Regions from separate parts of the Homo sapiens genome. Here region 1 is linked to region 2. Evidence: chromatin loops called from intact Hi-C (ENCODE). Cell type or tissue: CD4-positive, alpha-beta T cell. All regions are shown on one strand. Links, peaks and the distances in the headings refer to the core of each region. The heading gives the core; the rest is flanking DNA. Region 1 holds the start of LOC101929319 (a long non-coding RNA gene). Region 2 holds the start of LOC107985827 (a long non-coding RNA gene).

Region 1 (10,902 bases), core at 1,469-9,468, 69 kb before region 2:
TGCCTCCTCCCCACTGAAACTGCCCATCCAGGTCACTGATGATCTCACAGTGTCAGTAGTTTATAATGCAGCACCCTAACCTATGTTTAATATGTAGTCTATTTATTATGTATATTAATTATTATCTCTCTCCCTCCACCAGAACATAAGCTCCTCAAACGTGGGGATTTTTGTTCCTTTGGTTCTCTGGTATTCCCTAAGTGCCTAGAACAGTGCTTGGCACATGCTTTTTTTTTTTTTTTTTAGCGAAGTCTCACTCTTACCCCCAGGTTTGAGTGCAATGGCTCAATCTCAGCTCACTGCAACCTCCGCCTCCCGGGTTCAAACGATTCTCCTGCCTCTGCCTCCCAAGTAGCTGGGATTAAGTCGCTTGCCACCATGCCCGGCTAATTTTTGTATATTTTAGTAGAGACGGGGTTTCACCATTTTGGCCAGGCTGGTCTTGAACTCCTGACCTCAGGTGATCTGCCTGCCTTGGCCTCCCAAAGCGCTGGGATTACAGGTGTGAGCCACTGTGCCCGGCCGGCACGTGCATTTTTGTTTAATTTAATTAGATGGTAATCATTGCTTGTTTAGGGATGGAAAGGCGTGATACCTTTCCTTACCATCATAAGGCCAACACTCCTATAACAAAGGCAGGCTAACAAAAGAAAAGCATTATAAATTTATTTAATCAAAATTTTATGTGACATGGGAGCCTACAGAAATGAAGACTCAAAGACCCAAGGAAAATTGTATTTTTATGTTTAGGTTTGATGAAGAATAGACGGCCATGTAGAAATGTGATTGGACAAATCATGTGATCTCATGGCAATAGACCAAGTGGGGAGGCCCAGTAAGGCCTGTCTGTCTAGATTCTTCTTGGCCTCTCTGTGTAACACTCCTTCCTTCTGGGTGTGGGGCAGGACTCTTCTGGAATGAGGGTCTGCAAGGGAGAAGGAGGACAGAGAGACCTTTCTAGGTTTTATAGCGTGCTTTTTGGGAGAGGAGTCTGTAACTAGACTTGAGGAAGAGGAATTTTGGTTCTGGTTGCTTTTTTTTTTTTTTAAAGACAGGATCTCACTCTGTCTCCCAGACTGGAATGCAGTGATGCAATCATAGCTCCAGTGCAGCCTCAAACTCCTGGGCTCAAGTGATCCTCCCGCCTCTGCCCCCCAAGTAGCTGGGACTACAGACATGTGGCACTATGCCCAGATAATTTTTAATTTTTTAATTTAAAATTTTTTTCATAGAGATGAGGTCTTGCTATGTTGCCCAGCCTGGTTTTGAACTCCTGAGCTCAAGAGATCCTCTGCCTCGGCCTTCCAAAGTGATGGGATTACAGGAGTGAGCCACTGCGCCCGGTGAATTCTGGTTTTTATGACTTGCTTTGGAAGAGGAAGACTTGGGGCAAGAGGGAAGATGGAAGGAGAAGGTCACAGAGATCTTGCTTCTGAGGCCTTCCAGTCTCCTTTAGCTCAAAGTACTCAGTATCCCAAAGTGTCATACTTTAGGGTATCGTCTGAGTCCCAACATCCCTCATTACCGAGTAACAACTGTGTTTTTTTCTCCCTAAAAAGGTGAAGTGACAAAACAAAAATAAAATATAGATGAATACATGTCATATCTTATAATGGGAATTTTTATTCTCTTAAATAAAAGTTATAGGAGGTCATTGGTTTGGACTTAGCTTCTGCACCAGGCCAAAGAGACCAAACCAAAATGGAGTCACTCATGCTAAAGTTTCACACCACCAACCCGAAATTAGTTGTTTATCTGACCTTCCAAGAAACCAAGAGCCACAGAGAGATAATAGCCAAACCCTCAAACAGACCAGTTTTAGCTGGCATGATAAGGAAGTTGCCTCTGCTTTAACCTTTATAAGAAAAGTAACTTTGAAACAACCAGTCTGCTTTTTGTTTTCTGTTTCTGCTCTCCTCAGCCCTTTTATATCAATAAAACCAACGTCCTCTGCTCAGCTCATCAGAACACTCATTCTATTTTAAAAATGAGGTGCCTGATTCTAGAATTGCAAATAAAAGCCAATTAAGATCTTTAAACTAAATTTGTTGTCATTTTGTCTTTTGACAGTCCTAAACATAAATATGAGAAAAGAGACCTCAGCAAAATCAAGTATAATTGCAAATAAATTTTAACATTTGATATATTTTAAAGAACCATTAAAGTAAAAGACAAAATATAAACTAAAAATTAAATTACAGCATATATGACAAACATGGACATATATAATAATTTCTAACAAATCAATAGAGAAGATTATATCAGTTTTTAAAAATAGTGAAAAAAAGGCATGGAAAAATAATTCACAAAAAAAATTAACAAAAAATTATATAACCATCAATCTCATGAATAAAGAAATGCAAATTCAAACTACAGTGAGGCCTCATTTTTGCCTATCAAAACAGAAAATTTTATTTTAATTAACCTTTGATTCAGTAATTCTATTTCCAGGTCCTTGTCTTAAATAATTAGAGAGGTGCACAAATATGTGTGTTCAAGGATATTTATTGCAACAATATTTATGAAAATGACCTGAAATTCCAACAATAGAGACAGGCTTAAATAATGCATAAAACATTCATATCATAGAATATTTTACAGCTGTTTAAAATCATGTTTTTGTAGAATAATCAATGATTTCAGAAAATGTTTATAAAGTTCAAGATTTAAAAAGTATAATACAAAACTGTACATAGAGCAGGATTCCAAAATTTCAAATGCAAATACATATAGGTACATATATACATATACCACAAATAGAAAAATGACTGAAAGAAAAAAATATGAAAATGTTAACGCTTGTTATTTCTATGCAGTGGGATTATGAGAGGTTTCATTTTCTCGTTTAAAGTTTCCTATATTTTCCAATTTTCCCTAAATTATGTATTGCTTTCACATTTAGAAAAATAATAAATAAATGTTAATAATAACAGTGAGATCAAAGGAGTTCCAAAAGATTCCAACATAAACACTGTGTGTTTTGATCATCCTTTTTTTTTTTTTTATAAGTGGCTAAATCTTCCAGCTAAAAAGTTTTTATTTCCAGTAGAAGTAGTACTTGTATTTTTTCCTTGACTGGATTTGGATACAGGATCCATTGCAACATATTTGATTTGGAAACCTCCAGCTGTCACTGAAGCATCACTTAGAAACTTCAAGGTCATGACATTTCCTGTTGCGGGGAAGGAGGCAAAAGAACAAAGATGTTACTCTCCTTTGATTTGGCTGACAATTCAAAGACTCTTCATTCTCATAGGAGAATATAAGAATTCATGAACAAGATTCCCAGAATTCAGAGGTCGATTCTCAAGCTGAAGAGTCTGTGGTTTCATTGCCGCATGGAACAGGGTGAGAGACGTTTGTATTTTTTCCTTTGGTCCTCCAATCTATCCTACAGGAAATTTTGTCTATTGTATTTATTTATTTATTTTTGAGATGGAGTCTCACTCACTCTGTTGCCCAGGCTGGAGTGCTGTGGCGCGATCTCGGCTCACCGCAACCTCCGCCTCCCGGGCTCAAGCGATTCTCCTGCCTCAGCCTCCCGAGTAGCTGGGATTAAAGGCACGCACCACCACACCTGGCAGATTTTTTTGTATTTTTACTAGAGACGGGGTTTCACCATGTTGGCCAGGCTGGTCTCAAACTCCCGACCTCAGGTGGTCCACGCACCTCGGCCTTCCCAAGTGTTGGGATTACAGGCGTGAGCCACCGAGTTGGCCTCTCTCTTGTATTTAAAAGGTACTCTTGGGCTGGGCCTGGTGGGTCACGCCTGTAATCCCAGCACTTTGGGAGGTCGAGGTGGGCAGATCACCTGAGGTCGAGAGTTCCATACCAGCCTGACCAACATGGTGAATCCCCGTCTCTATTAAAAATACAAAAAATCAGCCGGGCTTGGTGGCGTGTGCCTGTAATCCCAGCTCCTCGGGAGGCTGAGGCAGGAGAATCCTTGAACCCGGGAGGCGGAGGTTGCAGTGAGCCAAGATTCTGCCATTGCACTCCAGCCTGGGCAACAAGAGCAAAACTCCGTCTCAAAAAAAAAAAAAAGAAGATACTCTTTGTAGAAGGAACATCCACAGAATTACAGGAGAATGGCAGGGCAGGTCAAACCAGCGATGGGTGGATGAGTTATTTACTAAATGATGTCAGAGCAACAAGTTTCACATTTATTAGAAATGAAGCTAGATTCCTACTTTACACAGAGTACCTAAACACATTTTACCGTAATATAAAGACCAAAATGTGCTAAATAAAAAGGAAAAACTTTATTATATAACATAAAATATAGGAATATTTATATCTTTTTCAAAAAGGAGGCAAAGGCCTTCTTTTTGTTTGTTTTTGGAGACAGGATCTCACTATGTTGCCCAGGCTGGTCTCAAGCTCCTGTGCTCAAGTGATCCTTCTACCCCAGCTTCCCAAAATGTTGGGGTCACAGGCATGAGCTGCAAATATATATAAACAAAAGCAGAGTATATACATTCCTAATGCTTGCTTTTATCTATTAACTCATTTAACCCCCACAACAACACTGCGAGGTGAGGGGGATACTTTTTAAATATTCATTTTACAGATAAGAAACTGAGGCACAGAGTGACTACTAAGTAGCTTGCCCAAAGCCACAGAACTAAATGGGCAGAGTCAGGTTTGAGCACAGGCAGTCTGGTTTCCGAGTTCATGCTCTGATTCTCAGACTGCTATTTTCTCATATTTGGAAGATTTGCCTAAATATAAAAAAAAAATTTTGCACGAGACAGACTGAGAGAAAATAGGGTTAATATCTCTAATATACAAAGAAATAAAAAAGAGAAAGACAAAAGCGCCAAAGAATATGCAAGAAATATAAATTCATAGGCAATTCATAGGTGTTCAAAGGGCTAATAGACATTTAAAAATGTGTTCAAAAACACTACCAAAAATTCAACTTAGATTATTAATGATACTTTTTTGCTCTTCTATTGTGAGAGAATTCAGAGAATATTCAGCTGGTTAAAATGTAAATTGGTTAGGTATGAGTCGACAGGCCTTATTAAAAAACAAACAAACAAACAAACAAACAAACACAAAAATGGCCGGGCACGGTGGCTCACGCCTGTAATCCTAGCACTTTGGGAGGCCGAGGCGGGTGGATCATGAGGTCAGAAGATTGAGAGCATCCTGGCTAACACAGTGAAACCCTGTCTCTACTAAAAATACAAAAAATTAGCCAGGCGTGGTGGCGGGTGCCTGTAGTCCCAGCTACTTGGGAGGCTGAGGCAGGAGAATGGCGTGAACCCGGGAGGCGGAGCTTGCAGTGAGCCGAGATCCTGCCACTGCACTCCAGCCTGGGCGACAGAGCGAGACTCACTCTCAAAAAAAAAGAAAAGAAAAGAAAAGAAAAGAAAATGTAAATTGGGAGTCAGCCAGGCAAGGTGGTTTATGCCTGAAATCCCAGCACTTTGGGAGGCTGAGGCAGGAGGACAGCTTGAATTCAGGACTTCAGGACCAGCCTAGGCAACATAGCAAAACCCCATCTCTACTAAAAATAAAAAATAAAAATTAGCCTTGTGCGGGAAAATCACTTGAGCCTAGGAGTTTGAGGCTGTAGTGAGCTGTGATGGCGCCCTTGCACTCCAGCCTGGGTGACAGAACAAGACCCTGTCTCAAAAAAAACAAAAAAAAAAAAAAAAAAAAGAAAAGAAAAAGAAATGTAAATTGGCACTGTAGGAATCTATTTTTTTTTAAAGTAGAATTACTGAGTAAAGACAGAGGTTTTAAAATGTTCATTGAAACGTTGAATAACAAAAGAAAAAAATCAGAATCAAATGCCTCAGAATGTTAAATATTAGTACATGACAAATTACAGTATATCCATACAGTGACCTATTAGGCAGTCATGAAAAAGAATTTGAATGATCTAAATATCATACTCTGACATGGAAATATGTCCATAGTTTCCACATATATAATGTTTGTATAATAGAAAAACATCTGGAAGGATGGTCACTACAGAGTTATCAAATGCCTTTCTGGGATGGAGAGGTGAGGAGAGTAGGCACATCCTTACTTTTATATCTCTTATTAATGTGGTAGGATTATGGACAATTTCAGGTTCTTTCTTTCTTTTTTTTTTTTTTTTTTGAGACAGAATATCACTCTGTCTCCCAGGCTGGAGAGCAGTGGCATGATCATGGCTCACTACAGCCTTGACCTCCCTGGACTGAGGTGATCCTCCTACCTCAGCCTCCCGAGTAGCTGGGACTACAGGTACGCATCAGGATGCCTGGCTAACTTTGTATTTTTAAATTTTTTTTGAAAGGGAATCTTACTTTGTTGCCCAGGCTAGCGTGCAGTGGAGCCATCTCAGCTAACTACAACCTCTGCCTCTCAGGTTCAAGTGATTTTCCTGCCTCAGCCTCCTGAGTAACTGGGATTACAGGCACGTGCCACCACACCGGGCTAATTTTTTGTGTTTTTAGTAAAGATGGGGTTTCACCATATTGGCCAGGCTGTCTTGAACTCCTGATCTTAAGTGATCCACCCGCCTTGGCCTCACAAAATGCTAGAATTACAGGTATGAGCCACTGTGCCCGGCTGACTTCTGTATTTTTTTGTAGAGACAGGGTTGCATCATGTTGCCCAGGCTGGTCCCAAACTCCTGAGGCTCACGCCTCTCACCTTGGCCTCCCAAAGTGCTAGGATTATAGGCACGAGCTACCATGCTTGGCCAATGTCTTTATTTTCTATTTTTGTTTTGTAATCTATACCCTGGGTTGAGTAAGCGTATATTTAAAAAGAAAACCAGATCAAAATGTTAATAGTATTATGCTTGATAGGATTTTTTTTTTTTTTGAGATGGGGTCTTGCTCTGTCACCCAGGCTGGAGTGCAGTGGCACAATCTCAGCTCACTGCAACCTCTGCCTCCCAGGTTCAAGCGATTCTCCTGCCTCAGCCTCCCAAGTGGCTGGGACTACAGGCGTGTGCCACTGCACCTGGCCAATTTTTTGTATTTTTAGTAGAGACGGAGTTTCACCGTGTTAGCCAGGATGGTCTCGATCTCTTGACCTGGTGATCCGCCCACCTCATCCTCCCAATGTGCTGGGATTACAGGCGTAAGCCACCACACCAGGCCTATGCTTGATAGGATTTTATGTTAACTGTATCTTATATCTTCTTTTTCTATTACTTTGTATCAATGTCCTCTTCCTGATTTTTTGCTAAATCTTTGGCTTTTTTGTTTTAACTATATTCTTTTCTGTTTCTTGATTTGTTTCTCTTTGAATGATAAATTGTGTGGGTTTTTTTTTTCCCAGTTTCTTGAAGTTGTGCCAATAAAACCCCACCACTGATTTGATTACATTTGGAGTAAGTTGTCTACTTTAGAGAAAAAAGGAAAATGTAAAATTTCAGACTTTTTTTTTTTTTTTTTTTTTGAGACGGAGTTTTGCTCTTGTTGCTCAGGCTGGAGTGCAATGGCGCTATCTTGGCTCACCACAACCTCTGCCTCCCGGGTTCAAGCAATTCTCCTGCCTCAGCCTCCCAAGTAGCTGGGATTACAGGCATGTGCCTCCACGCCTGGCTAATTTTGTATTTCTGGTAGAGACGGTGTTTCTCCATGTTGGTCAGGCTGGTCTCGAACTCCTGACCTCAGGTGATCGGCCTGCCTTGGCCTCCCAAAGTGCTGGGATTACAGACGTGAGCCACGGCACCTGGCCTAGGCTTCTTTTTAACTTCTTTGTTTAATAGGATTCTCATCCCCCAACTACCTCCTACAGCAATAAGATGTTTTCTTTCAACTTTCTGTTAATATAAAATATATTTTCAAGAAAGGAATGAGAGATAAGTAAACGGTTTAATTTAATAGGTTATCTTTCTTAAGGGAGTTTGTAACAGAATAATGAACTAACAAGGTTTAAGCATTAATCATTCGATAACAGAGCAGGAAGTTCCATCTGTTACAGTTATGACGAATAAATTAGAATTGAGTCACTGAAAGGCTGGGGTGTGGGAGTAAGTTAACTAGTAGTATCTGAGTACTTAGAAATTGCAACTCAATGTAGTTTTGTTGTTTATAGTTGCAGAAGTACTGTGATAGTTTTATGACTTGGGAGAAAATAGAGCACTTAAAAATGCCAGCTGCTGGTGCTGGTGATGGAAATAAAATAAAATACTGAATACATGTAAGAAAGGAAGTTTTTAGCCAGAAAATAGCAGTATGGGATAAATTAAAGAGTGATATTGCATATTGAGATAAATTTATGCGACTACAGGGCATTTCTTGAGGTACATTTCTTGGAACAAAGTCACAGAAAATAATGGGGGGGTGGGCAATATTTGGAAAGCACTACCTATTATATCTGGTCTTTTCAGATTTACTACACATGATTAGCATATTAAAAGATCCCTGCTGTCTTCCAGTGAAGAAACCTGTTTGATATTGTTTAACCCAACGTTTTCCAAATTTATTTGACCTTAGAGCCCTCTTCTCATGTAACATCTATTTAAATCTCACAGAACTTTGTTATTTGAAACATTCTCTGGAGAATATTGTACTAAGATAAAAATGTAATGAATATGATGTAAGATTGTTTTAGTGACAAAGATTTTTAATGACTTTATAAATGACTTCAACCCTTTATCAATGAAAAATTTCAGCCATTTTATTAGCACATTTATGGAAATCATAAACTATAGCAATATTTGTGGATTTGCAGATTCAAGACTCTCAGATACATTACATTTTCAGCAAAGAAGAGTTTATACATTTTTTAGTGCAAGCAGTTGGCATAAATCTTTAATTTTTTTTTTTTTTTTGCATTTTACAACCTAGCAAGCTGCATCTGGTGTTGGTTCTTTCAACTTTAAAAAGTGAATAATAACTACTATTTACTATTTAACAGTGTCCCTTTACTTTCAGGGACACTGTAAAGAAACAAATCATAGTTTTGGTCCTCAATTTAAAACCTTACCTGTACTGATGATGTCATCTGGAAGCTCATCTCCACAGTATCTGAAAAGGAATTTTTAGAAAAGAGATGTCACACAAATGAATATTATACAGCTAGTAAAGTGGCTGTTACTGATAATTAAGCCTCTAAGTAATAGCTCATTGTTCCATAATTTTTAAAATTTCTATTGTTATTTTACCTGGATTTGTAAGAGAGAGTAGGAGTTAAAACAAAGTTTGTTATTTGAAATAATCTTCTTACAATATTGATGATATTTTATTTTATTTTATTTTATTTAGATGGAGTCTTGCTCTGTCGCTCAGGCTGGAGTGCAGTGGCGCAGTCTCGGCTCACCGCAACCTCTTCCTCCTGGGTTCAAGCGATTCTCCTGCCTCAGCCTCCCAAGTAACTGAGATTACAGGCATGCACCACACCTGGCTAATTTTTGTACTTTTAGTAAAGATGGGGTTTCACCATGTTGGCCAGGCTGGTCTTGAACTCCTGGCTTCAGGTGATCCTCCCGCCTCAGCTTCTCAAAGTGTTGGGATTACAGGTGTGAGCCACCGCACCCAGCCAATGAGATTTTAAAGGAAAGATATGTGTGGCATTTTTACTTTGTGTAACTAGAAAATTTTGTGCAGCAGATAATTTGAATCTATTTGGAAAAATTAAAATTTTCTTTCTTTTTTTTCAGATGGAGTCTCGGTCTATAGCCCGGGCTGGAGTACAATGGCACAATCTCAGCTCACTGCAACCTCTGCCTCCTGGGTTCAAGTGATTCTCCTGCCTCAGGCTCCCGAGTAGCTGGGATTACAGGTATGTGCCACCACACCCTACTAATTTTTGTATTTTTAGTAGACACAGGGTTTTGCCATGTTGGCCAGGCTGGTCGCAAACTCCTGACCTCAGGTGATCCAACTGCCTCGGCCTCCCAAAGTGCTAGGATTACGGGCATAAGCCACTGTGTCCAGCCTTAAAAATTTATTTCTAATTAATTTTATAAAGTTTTCTTCACAGTTGTAGAAGAATGGGCATATGCTTGGTGATATTAATATTTTGAATTCTAGGATAGACTGATTTAAATCTGGAAAAATTATTTTGGACCTTATAGGTGTAAAAGGATTTGATTTTTATCTGAATCATGACTTGAAAGGAACCCTTTTACACATATAAAAAGGTAAGGGTTTTACAGGTTTCTAAATATGTAATTTATTCTAGAGGAAAAGTCTAAATTTACCTAAAGGGTAAATTATATAATATAAATCCAAGAAATAACAAATTAGCCTGTTCAAACCTCCTAAAGACAGTAGTTTATTATTTTATATAAGATAGGATGTTGCTGTATTGCCCAGGCTGAAATACAATGTTTATTCATAGGCTCCTTCCCAATTCTCAGCACGGGAGTTTTAATCTGCTTGTTTCTGACCTGGGCAGGTTCACCCCTCCTTAGGCAACCTGGTGGTACCCTACTCCTGAGAGGTCATCATATTGATGCTGCTCTTAGTGTGGACACCCCACCAGCATAGCGCACTGTAGCCCAGAACTACTGGGCTCAAGTGCTCATCCTGCCTCAGCTTCCAAAGTAGCTGGGACCACAGGTGTGCCTGCCTGTACTTTGTTCTTAATTCCCCAACTCTACTTTGTGTCTTCATCAAACTATTTTTATAAACTATCTTTTCTCTATAGCAGTAGTCTGTCAGCTAAAGAAGAAAACAAGGCCAGGTGCGGTGGCTCACACCTGTAATCCCAGCACTTTAGAAGGCTGAGGCGGGTGGATCACCTGAAGTCAGGAGTTTGAGACCAGCCTGGCCAACATGGTGAAACCCCACCTCTACTAAAAATACAAAAATTAGCCAGGTGTAGTGGTAGGCGCCTGTAATCCCAGCTACTCGGGATGCTGGGGCAGGAGAATTGCTGGAACATGGGAGGCAGAGGTTGCAGTGAGCCGAGATTGTGCCACTGCACTCCAGCCTGGTG
Region 2 (10,902 bases), core at 1,339-9,338:
TGGTGCAGGATATGGGGTCAGCATAAATATTGATGAGTAGTCCCTTTACAAGAGTGAGGACCCGAATTAAGGCAATGAGTTTGACTTGCTGAGAGGTAGTGGAGGGGGGCAGAGCAGTAGCCTCAATGATAGATGTGGAAGATACTATAGCATAGCCTGCCTTTGCTGGTGAGTGGTGATTAGGCTTGATGGAACTGCCATCAATAAGCCAAGTGTGATCAGGGTAACGAACACGAAAGAAGGAAATAAGGAGAAATGGAGTGAATGTCAGGTGGATCAGAGAGATACAGTCATGGGGGTCAGGTGTGGTATCCAGAATAATGTGGAAGGCCAGATTGAAGTCCAGGCCAGGAACAATGGTAATTGTGGGAGACTCAACAAAGAGTGAGTATAGCTGAAGGAATTGGGGAGCAGAAAGTATATGTGTCAGGTGTGAGGAAGAAAATAGATTTTGAAAGTTATGAGAGCTGTAGAGAGTGAGTTGAGCACGGTTTGTGATTTGGAGGGCCTCCAAAAGTATTAAGGCAGTGGCAGCTGCCACACGCAGACATGAGGGCTAGGCTAAAACAGTAAGGTCAAGTTGTTTGGACAGAAAGCCTACAGGGAGCGGTCCTGGCTCTTGTGTAAGAACTCCGACCGCACAGCCCTGCACTTCAGCTGTGTGTAATGAAAACGGAGTGATGAGTTAGGGAGAGCCAGTGTGGGAGCAACTTTTAGGGCTGTTTTTTAAGGAATGGAAAGGGGAGTGGGGAAAGGATTTAGGATCTGTGTGGTCAACTAGGTTTGCTTTTGTGAGTTTATATAATGGTTCAGTCAGGATGGTAAAACTAGGTATCCAAACGCGGAAGTACCTAACCATGCCCAGGAAGGAGAGGAGTTGTTTTGTAGAAGGGGTTGGGGTTTGGGAGATTAGCCGGACACAATCAGCAGGGAGAGCACGTGTGTTTTCATGCAGAATTATGTTGAGATAGGTAATGGATGAGGAAGAAATTTGGGCTTGACTGAAGTAATGGGGGCTGTCCGTGAAGCCTTGCAGCAGTACAGCCCAGGTAATTTGCTGAGCCTGATGGGTGTCAGGGTCAGTCCAAGTGAAAGCAAAAAGAGGCTGGGATGAAGGGTGCAAAGGAATACTAAAGAAAGCATGTTTGAGATCCAGAACAGAATAATGGGTTATGGAGGGGTTGTGGAGGGAGGTATTGAGGATAGGAGAGTATATGGCTTTGGCACCATGGGGTGATAGGCAAGACAATTTGGTTGTTAAGGTGCAGATCCTGTACTAATCTGTAAGGCTTGTCCGGTTTTTGGACAGGTAAAATGGGGGAATTGTAAGGAGAGTTTATAGGCTTTAAAAGGCCATGCTGTAATAGGCAAGTGATAACAGGCTTTAATCCTTTTAAAGTGTGCTGTGGGATGGGATATTGGCATTGAGTGGGGTAAGGGTGATTAGGTTTTAATGGGACGGTAAGGGGTGCATCATCTGTCACCAAGGAGGGAGTAGAGGTATCCTGTACTTGTGGATTAAGGTGGGGAGATATAAGGAGAGGATGTGAAGGAGGCTTTGAATTGGGGCAAAAGATGGCAATTGAGGTGTGGCTGTAGCCCAGGAATAATCAGGGAAGCAGATAATTTGGTTAAAATGTCTCAGCCTAATAAGGGAACTGGGCAGGTGGGGATAACTAAAAGGAGTGTATAAAAGAATATTGTCCAAGTTGGCACCAGAGTTGGGGAGTTTTAAGAGGTTTAGGAGTCTGGCCGTCAATACTTACAACAGTTTTGGAGGCCAGGGAAACAGGCCCTTGAAAATAAGGTAATGTGGAGTGAGTAGCCTCCATGTTGATTAAGAAGGGGACGGACTTACCCTCCACTGTAAGAGTTACCAGAAGCTCGGCATCCACGATGGTCCCGGAGGCTTCTGAGGCAATCAGGCAGCATCAGTCTTCAGCCGCTAAGATGAGAAGATCCGGGAAGGAGTCAGTCAGAGAACCTTGGGCCAGAGTTCCCGGAAGAATGGCTGCCAGGCGAGTTGAACAGTCCAATTTTCTGTGGGGTCCCACACAGATGGGACATGGCTTACGAGGAATTCTGGGCTGCGGGCATTCCTTGGCCCAGTGGCCAGATTTCCAGCACTTGCTTCTGGGGGAGGGGGTTCTGGAGGAACCCCTGGCAGCTGTGGTTCAGGCGTTTGGAGTTCTTGTGTGCTGGAGCTGTGGCTGGGGTTTGTCTCACAGTGGAGGCAAGGAATTGCAACTTAGAAATACATTGCTACTTGGCTGCCTCTACTCTATTATTGTACACCTTGGAGGTGAGGTTAATTAAGTCCCGTTGTGGGGTCTGAGGGCCGGAATTTAATTTTGGGAGCTTTAGTTAATGTCGGGAGCAGATTGGGTAATAAAATAAAATGCATACTGAGAATAAGACGGCCTTCTGACCCCTATGGGTCTAGGGCAGTAAAATGTCTAAGGGTTGTTGCCAAATGGGCCATGGACTGGGCTGGGTTTTTATATTTGATGAAAAAGAGCCTAAATCCTAGCTGATTTGGGAGAGGTCGGATAAAGAGAAAAGGAGCATTAACCTTGACTATGCCTTTAGCTCCAGCCACCTCTCTCAGAGGAAATTGCTGGGCAGGTGGGGGAGGGCTAGTCGCGGAACAAAACTGTAAGCCAGACCGGGTGAGGAGGGGAGGTGATAAAAAGATTGTGGGGTGGGTGCGCAGAGGCTGAGGAAGAATTGGGACCTGGCTTGGCCTGGCGAGGAGCAGCCTGGGGAGAAAGGGAGGTCAGATGAGTCTGTAGAAAAGGAGGATTCAAAGGACTCAGAGCTTGGGGTGGAGACTGAAGGAACAGACAGGAGAGAAAGAAGAAAGATTTGGGACAAGTCTCATTGGGAGCAGAGACTAGGGAGGGACCAATGTGTAAAAGAATGCCTAGACGTCAGGCACCTGAGACCATTTGCCCATTTTACCACAAAAATTATCTAGATCTTGTAGGACAGACAAATCGAAAGTGCCATTCTCTGGCCACTTGGAACTACTATCGAGTTTGTATTGGGGCTAAGCAGTATTGCAGAAGAAAATAAGACACTTAGATTTTAGGTCAGGCGAGAGTTGACGAGGTTTTAAGTTCTTGAGAACACAGGCTAAGGGAGAAGAAGGAGGAGTGGAGGGTGGAAGGTTGCCCATAGTGAAGGAGGCAAGTTCAAAGAGAAAGGTAGAGACACGGACAAGCGGGGTGGGAAGCAGCCCTGGGCTGCAACGTGGGTGAGCAGCCAAAGCAGGCGTCCCTGCAATTGACTTGCCACCAAGGGAACGTGAGTGAATGACCAAGGCAGGTGTCCCCGCGGAGATCAGACACCAATGGAACATGGGTGAATAATCAGGGAGGCATCCCCGCAATGATTAAACACCAAGGGAAGGTTGCCTTCCCGAGTCTGTGACCGGCGCCAGAGTTTTGGGTCTACGGATAAAATGTGTCTCTTTTGTCTCTACCAGAAAATGAAAGGAATTGAAATTAAGAGAAGGGAGAGATTGAAGGGTGGTGCCAAGATTGAAAGGAGAAAGAGGTTGAGGGATAGTGAGAGAGATTGGAGAAGAGAGTAAAAAGAGGCTGCTTACCCGATTTAAAATCAGTGAGCTGTTCCTTGGGCTGGTTGGTCTGAGGACCTGAGGTCGTAGGTGGATCTCTTCACAGAGTAAGGGTGAGGACAGGGGACTGGTCTCCCAAAGGAGTCCCGCTGACCCGGGTCTTCGGCACCAAATGTCTCATGTGTCTGTGTGAAGAGACCACCAAACAGGCTTTGTGTGAGCAACAAGGCTGTTTATTTCACCTGGGTGCAGGTGGGCTGAGTCCGAAAACAGAGTCAGCAAGGGTGGTGGGATTATCATTAGTTCTTATAGGTTTTGGGATAGGTGGTGGAGTTAAGAGCAATGTTTTGGGAGCAGGGGTTGGATCTCACAAAGTACATTCTCAAAGGTGGGGAGAATTACAAAGAAATTTCTTTGTAATTTCTTAAGAAATTACAAAGCGTGGGGCAGAAACAAATCACAATGGTGGAATGTCATCAGTTAAGCTATTTTCACTTCTGTGGAACTTCAGTTGCTTCAGGCCATCTGGATGTATATGTGCAGGTCACTGGGGATATGGTGGCTTAGCTTGGGCTCAGAGGCCTTACAAGGGTGTGTGTTCTGGGGCAGACAATCCCCCTTTCCCAGTTCCACAGCTTGGGCAATCACTGTGTTTGGGGTGTCTCCCAGGTCCTGCAGGAGCAATCCTCTTCCTTCAGAGGGTCTGTGGGTTTTCTTGGCTTTCCTGATTTATTCCTGCAGTAGTTCTGGAGCAAAAGTTCATGATGAGAGTGTCCACACACTGCTCTGTCTGTCCAAGTGGGAGCTGCAAACTGTCCTGCCTCCCATCTGCCATGATGTTCTCAAGTCTCTCTTGTCCCTTCTCTCTAAAATGCATTGGTGAATTCATTCTTAAAAATACAGGTAAAGCCTCACATTCCCTGTGAGAACACCTCCAACCATCTTTTGCACATCTCTAGCATATCACTTAGCATATCACGTTAGAAAGTTTTATTTGATATATTTCTCTCCTTTGAGTATAGGAAACCTCAGTTTCATGAGGATAGCAATTAGCTGCATTTATTTTGTTTGTTTGTTTTTGTTTTTGAGACAGAGTCTCACTTTGTCACCTAGGCTGGAGTGCAGTGGCGTGATCTCGGCTCACTTCAACCTGCACCTCCTGGGTTCAAGCAATTCTCCTGCCTCAGCCTCCCGAGTAGCTGGAACTACAGGTGTGTGCCACCACACCCAGCTAATTTTTGTATTTTTAGTAGAGACAAGGTTTCACCATGTTGCCCAGGCTGGTCTCGAACTCCTGACCTCAGGTGATCCACCCACCTTGGCCTCCCAAAGTGCTGGGATTATAGATGTAAGCCACAGCACCTGGCCTGTTTATTTTTAAAAATAGTACCAAGCATATAATAAAAACTCAATGAGTTAGTGAATGAATGAATGTAGTGAATACAAGATTCAGTCACTTAACTATGGAGTGACAACCATCTTCTTTTACTCATTTAACACATTTATTTGGCAATTATTTGTTTCATGTCTACTTTATGCCAGGCATCAATCCAGTACAGCCAATGAGCAAGACACACAAAGTTACTGCTTTCATGGAGCTTACATTCTAGCAGCAGTGACAGAGAAAAAATGGAGCAATAAGTAAACAAGGAAATTATCAGATAATGATGAGTGCTTTGAAAGACTCAGCATAGGCTGACATGATAGAAAAGAGGGTCAGGAAAGGCCTCTCTGAGGAGGTGACATTGAAGCTTAGATCTGAATGACCTGAAGGAGCCAGCCATGCCAGACAGATGGGAAGGCTGGAGCAAAAGCCCTGTGGCAAGAATGAACTTGACCAATTCTCCAAAAACAAAAGGGAGAGCAAGGTGATGAAAGAGCTTAATGAAAGGGGGAACTTACTGTGAGGGGAAAGGTAGGCAGTGGCAGGTACTGTGGGGCTGCGTAAGCCAGGTTGGGCATATGGAGTTGAATTTATATGCAGTAGGAGGTTTTTCAGCAGGTGACAACATGATTTAATTTATGTTTTAAAAAGATCACTCTGGTGTCTCATCAGAGGAGAACTTATAGTGGATTAAGAGGGGGAGCAGGGAGTCATCTCAGGAGGCTACTGCAGTTGTCCAGGGAGAGTTGATGGGATGGTGGCTTGGATGGTGATGGCAACAATGGAGAAGGGAAAGAAGTGTACTGGTTCAGGGACATTTTGGAGGTTTGCTCTTGAGTTGGATGAGTAGCAAGAGGGGGTAAGAGCTTTCAAAGATAGTTTGATGAATGCAAATCCTTTATTCACTTTTGTTACCAGGAATTTAGTACTAAGGATTTTATTCACCTTTGTGACCAGGAATTTAGCACTAAGTATTAGTCAAAAGAGAAAAGAGTGTGGAATCCTTTTGCACATCCTTGCCGATGGCTATTGGGTCAAGTGGAAAGGTAAAGAAGACTTGTTTTTGGACAGAGGCTGACCTTGGGGATACTAAGCATTTTCTTGAGGAGGGGAGTTCTTTGGCTAACAATATTTAATATGCCCTCGCAAGATACCAAAACCAACCAGCAAGAGACGCATAGCATCTACTGAGGTGCCAACAATATCAGAAGTTGAAGATGCCAACACAAAAGGACCTCTTGGGCCTTTCTTTTAGGTGTGTCAGTGAATGTGAGATGTGGAGAGACAATGGAACATGGTTAACTGAAGTCTTTTTCAAAAATGCCTTCTAGGAGACCATCAGGCTGCCTACTGGAGCTTTGGCTGCTTTTCTAGCCAAATAGGAAATGTGTGAGTGTCCTAAGGGCTCGGGCCCCGTCTTAGTCATCTTTGAATTCCCACCCAAGGATTAGCAGAATGCATGACATAATACATTGCAAGAGCTGAGTGAAGATTTAAGCAAAGGGAAAAATGATAATTGTCCCAGAGGATAGTCCAGCCCTTTGTATGCTGTAACCTCAATATCAAATTTATGTTTTGTGGTTTGGCTATGATCCCATTAAGGCTAATTTCTCTTTCTTGGGAAACATTCGATCATAATCAATTCCTTTGTTCCGTTTTTTTTTTTTTTTTTTTTTGAGACAGGGTCTCACTCTATCACCCAGGCTAGAGTGCAGTGGCATGATTCAGCTCACTGCAACCTCCCGAGCTCAAGCGATCCTCCATCCTTGGCCTCCCAAGTAGCTGGGACCACAAGTGTGCACCACTGTGTCTGGCTAATTTTTGTATTTTTTTTGTAGAGACAGAAAAATACCCAGCTTGGCTAGTCTCAAACTCCTGGATTCAAGCAATCTGCCTGTCTTGGCCTCTCAAAGTGCTGGGATTACAAGCATAAGCCACCATGTCCAGCCTTCCACATGTTTGATTAAATATGCTAAACCCAATTTTCCAATGTACATTTACAAAATAATTTTTATTTTTTGTTCTGTTGCAAATTTTTGTGTCACTTGATAACTAATTGCCACCTCAGTTATATTTACTTATATGTACAAACATACTATATACAAATTTTCTTCATTTGTTAAAGAAAATAAAATTTAATTGAATAAAAATTATGAATACAAATAAACAAGTGTAGAAATAAAGGGTACCCATAACTTTGCCTTCAAAGAAACTTTAAAGATTTACACAGGGACTTTTTTCTATGTATATATACGCATACACACACACACACACACACACACACACACACACATTTTGTGGGGGTGACAAAAATGGGATCACTGTAGACTTAATGTTTTGCAATTGGATTTAAATATTCTTTTAAAATATAAGTAATATAATTAATAAGTGGGAACTTAACTTTGAGTTCAGAGTGTGCTGCTTCTTCTTTTTCTCTTTTCTTTGACAGTATTTCTTTTTATACCTTTTATAACATAGAACATTATTCTATGAGCCCAACTGAGAAAATGAATGGAAGTTCAACTAAGTAAGATGTCAGCCCAACTTAAGGACTTAGGCATCTGGTGAGTGGTTGGACAAGATGACCTCTGATTTCTCCAACTCTGAGATTCTGTGAATGGAGACAGGAGATAGGAATTTGTAAGGCTAATTGGACTGAAAAGACTGAATTACTGGTATAAGGGAGTTCTGGGAAATTAGGTTGGAAAGGTGGATTATGGCCTGGTTGCATTTACATCTTGGCTCTCCAGCTGGGCATGTAGATGCATGTTGGGAGCAAATGCACATCAAAGAAGAGTGACAAGATCAGGAATCTTCTGCTTCCCCTTCTCCTTCCCCTTCCCCTTCCCCTCCCCCTTCCCCTCCTCCTCCTCCTTTTTCTTCTTCTTCCTCCTCTTCTTCCTCTTCTTCTTTTTTCTTCTTCTTTCTTCTTCTCCCTTCCTCTCCTCTCTTTTCATCTTCCTCTTTTCTAACTTTTATAGAAAATGAATATCAAATTCTCTCACTTTTATGGGCCTCCTCTTCCTTGAATTCCCATATGAAGTAACTTGAGCTCACTTCCCATATAATGAAGGAAAGTTCTATGCCAGATACACAAATCTGTCCTCTCTTTTCCTATAAATCTGAAAACAGTAAATCTCCATAAAGACAGGGACTAGTTTTACCTACATCGTCTTACAATAGTATACAAAGACTTGCATGCAAATAGGACTCACTACAATTTTTACTTTTTATTTTTTAATTATGGTAAAATACACATAACAAAATTTATCATCAACCATTTTTAAGTGTACATTTCAGTGGTATTAAGTACATTCACATTGTTGAACAACCATCACTACCATCCATCTCCAGAACTCTTTTCATTTTGCAAAACTGAAACTTGGCCGAATGCTGTGGCTCACGCCTGTAATCCCAGCACTTTGGGAGGCTGAGGTGGGCAGATCACCTGAGGTCAGGAGTTCGAGACCAGCCTGGCCAACATGGTGAAACCCCGTCTCTACTGAACATACAAAAAAAATTAGCTGGGTCTGGTGGCAGGCGCCTGTAATCCCAGCTACTTGGGAGGCTGAGACAGGAGAATCGCTTGAACCCAGGAGGTGGAGGTTGCAGTGAGCCGAGATGGCGCCGTTGCACTCCAGCCTGGGGGACAAGAGCAAGACTTTGTCTCAAAAAACAAAAATAAAAACAAAAACAAACAAAAAACAAACAAACTGAAACTCTATGCTCATTAAACAATAACTCCCCATTCACTCCTTCCCTCATCCCCTGGCAACCACCATTCTATTTCCTCTGTAAATTGGATTATTCTAGGTTCCTTATATAAATGGAACCACACAATACTTGTCCTTTTGTAGATGACTTATTTCACTTAGCATAATGTCCTCAAGGTTCATACATAATCTATTCTATACCAGACTTTCCTTCCTTTTTAAGGCCAAATAATACTCCATTGCATCTATATGGCACATTTTATTTATTGACTCATCTAACTAAAATTATTTTGATAAGAATCCTGTAGCCCATAGATCCATTAAGGCCACAGACTTCTTTTGGGCCTGCAAAAGTCACCACTGTATCACTTAAAAGTTTCCCAACATTTCCTGATTTTGTTTGACAGCCTAGAATTCTTTGAGATGCTTTTTATTCTCAGACATAGCTGCTGTTCTTTCAGGGATCAGGGTATCTTAGGGCCAGGGCTGTGGTTAAATAGGAAGAAGGGTAAGATCAAGGCCACAAGTAGGTTAATATTACCTTATTCAACAAGTATTCACAGGTCACTCTTTTTGGAAAACACCACCTTAGTTGCTTTGGTAGCTACTCTATATCACAATGGCCAGGTGGCCTTTGGGTGGACAGAGTGATATAATTTGTAAATCAATGGGCTTGACACTACTTAGACTCTGGGCTTAATAACCAAGATAGACTCTTACAGAGAAGTTGTGCTTTTCACACACATGCAGGCATTTCCACAAGTCAAGAAACAGCAGAAGATACTGGACGCGGTGGCTCACGCCTGTAATCTCAGCACTTTGGGAAGCCAAGGTGGGCAGATCATGAGGTCAAGAGATCAAGACCATCCTGGCCAACATGGTGAAACCCCCATCTCTACTAAAAATACAAAAACTACCTGGGCGTGGTGGCGCGTGCCTATAGTTCCAGCTACTCAGGAGGCTGAGGCAGGAGAATCGCTTGAACCTGGGAGGCAGAGGTTGCAGTGAGCCGAGATTGTGCCGCTGTACTCCAGCCTGGGTGACAGAGTGAGACTCCATCTCAAAAAAAAAAAAAAGAAACAGCAGAAGATGGACAAGAGACTCTGCCTCCCATCTTCCCTTCACAACTCACCCTCCTTACCCCAACTACCTCCTTCCGGTGGCTTGGTTTTGAGGCCATGTTGTAAATTAGCTGCAAAAGAAGACCAGGGAAGACGTTTCTCCTACACCTTGCAAGCCCCCCTGTATTTTCAGTATTTCTGGTAAGGACCTCACCACATGTGGTGCAGAGCATGGTGCTATGCAGAATGATGTAGAGAGAATGAATTTTCCCTTTCCAGACACATTTTATGTTATCACTGTTGTCAAAGCAGATGAAAAATCAGGTTGCCGCTGAGTCACAGCCTCCACAATGGCACACCCCCTCTCCTCCATGTGTCCAGAGAACTGATGTAATTTCTTAAGAGATTTCTCAGGAAAACGTGATTCTTTCTGTGTATCTCCCAGTAATGTTACTTTGGTTTATGCTCATAAAAGCATAGGTTGGCTGTAATCTTAATTAGCCCTCACTGAACAATATTTTTCTTATTTTTTTCCTAGGGTTTTCTTCAGTAACCATATCTAATTTTTTTGTCATAGCAGTGTGCCCCAAGAAAAAGTTTCAGACAGCAGAAACAGATCTAAAGATTAATAGCATATAAAAGATTTTCTACTTTTTTTCCCAAAAAGTGAAGCTAATCTGAATGAAATATAAGAAAGTGTAATTTTTCTAGACGTTTATGTCTGTACCACAGCAGGGGGGTTCCCTTGTAAATGAGTTATCTTTTTTTTCCAAAAAGAAGTTTATTGCAAGGAGGCTTATTAACTAGTCCTGGGAGTTGATGAAAGTCCCATCTCTTTGCCTGGGGTGTGTAACTCAGTGGGAGTCAGTTCCACACGGAGTTTTGGTGGCGATGATCTCACTATTTTATACCTCATGTCTACACTTTAGTTTATGTAAAAAAGTTCCTTTCCCTGATGAAAAATGTCCCGTCTGTGACAAAGTTGTTCTTGCCTTTTCGTGTGTCCTTTTTTCCTCCCAGTTGGACATGAATCACACTCTTCATATTTTGGTATGTAGTAGTTATTAATTAATTCAACCAGTTGAAGACAGTCCCATGCCAGATTGTTACTGGCACTTGTTATTTGACATCTGTGGGTACAACTGGTAATGAGCAGGCTTTATC

What was found. Peaks named below come from ENCODE experiments on the same cell type or tissue, not always from the same donor. Only the 100,000 strongest peaks of a DNase experiment are listed, where the experiment ranks them.
Region 1: a loop joins it to region 2, with 2.5 times the contacts of the local background. A loop is called at or near these places in 3 of 110 quality-filtered maps.

What each region holds. Positions count from the first base shown.
Region 1 is chr2:151,371,634-151,382,535 of GRCh38, reverse strand. TNFAIP6 (TNF alpha induced protein 6) reads right to left here. Exons shown (of 6, transcript NM_007115.4): 5 at 8,947-8,987; 6 at 2,490-3,172. The coding sequence ends at 3,003. LOC101929319 (a long non-coding RNA gene) reads left to right here and starts at 3,165. Exons shown (of 3, transcript NR_110248.1): 1 at 3,165-3,348; 2 at 9,620-9,741. It also overlaps the pseudogene RN7SL124P. RefSeq lists an enhancer at 8,062-8,111. In CD4-positive, alpha-beta T cell, for the core only: no CTCF peak of the experiment used is centred there; no DNase peak of the experiment used is centred there.
Region 2 is chr2:151,302,334-151,313,235 of GRCh38, reverse strand. It overlaps LOC107985827 (a long non-coding RNA gene), which reads left to right and starts at 6,337. Exons shown (of 3, transcript XR_001739220.1): 1 at 6,337-6,353; 2 at 7,443-7,528; 3 at 9,428-9,515. In CD4-positive, alpha-beta T cell, for the core only: no CTCF peak of the experiment used is centred there; no DNase peak of the experiment used is centred there; H3K27me3 peaks cover 190 bases.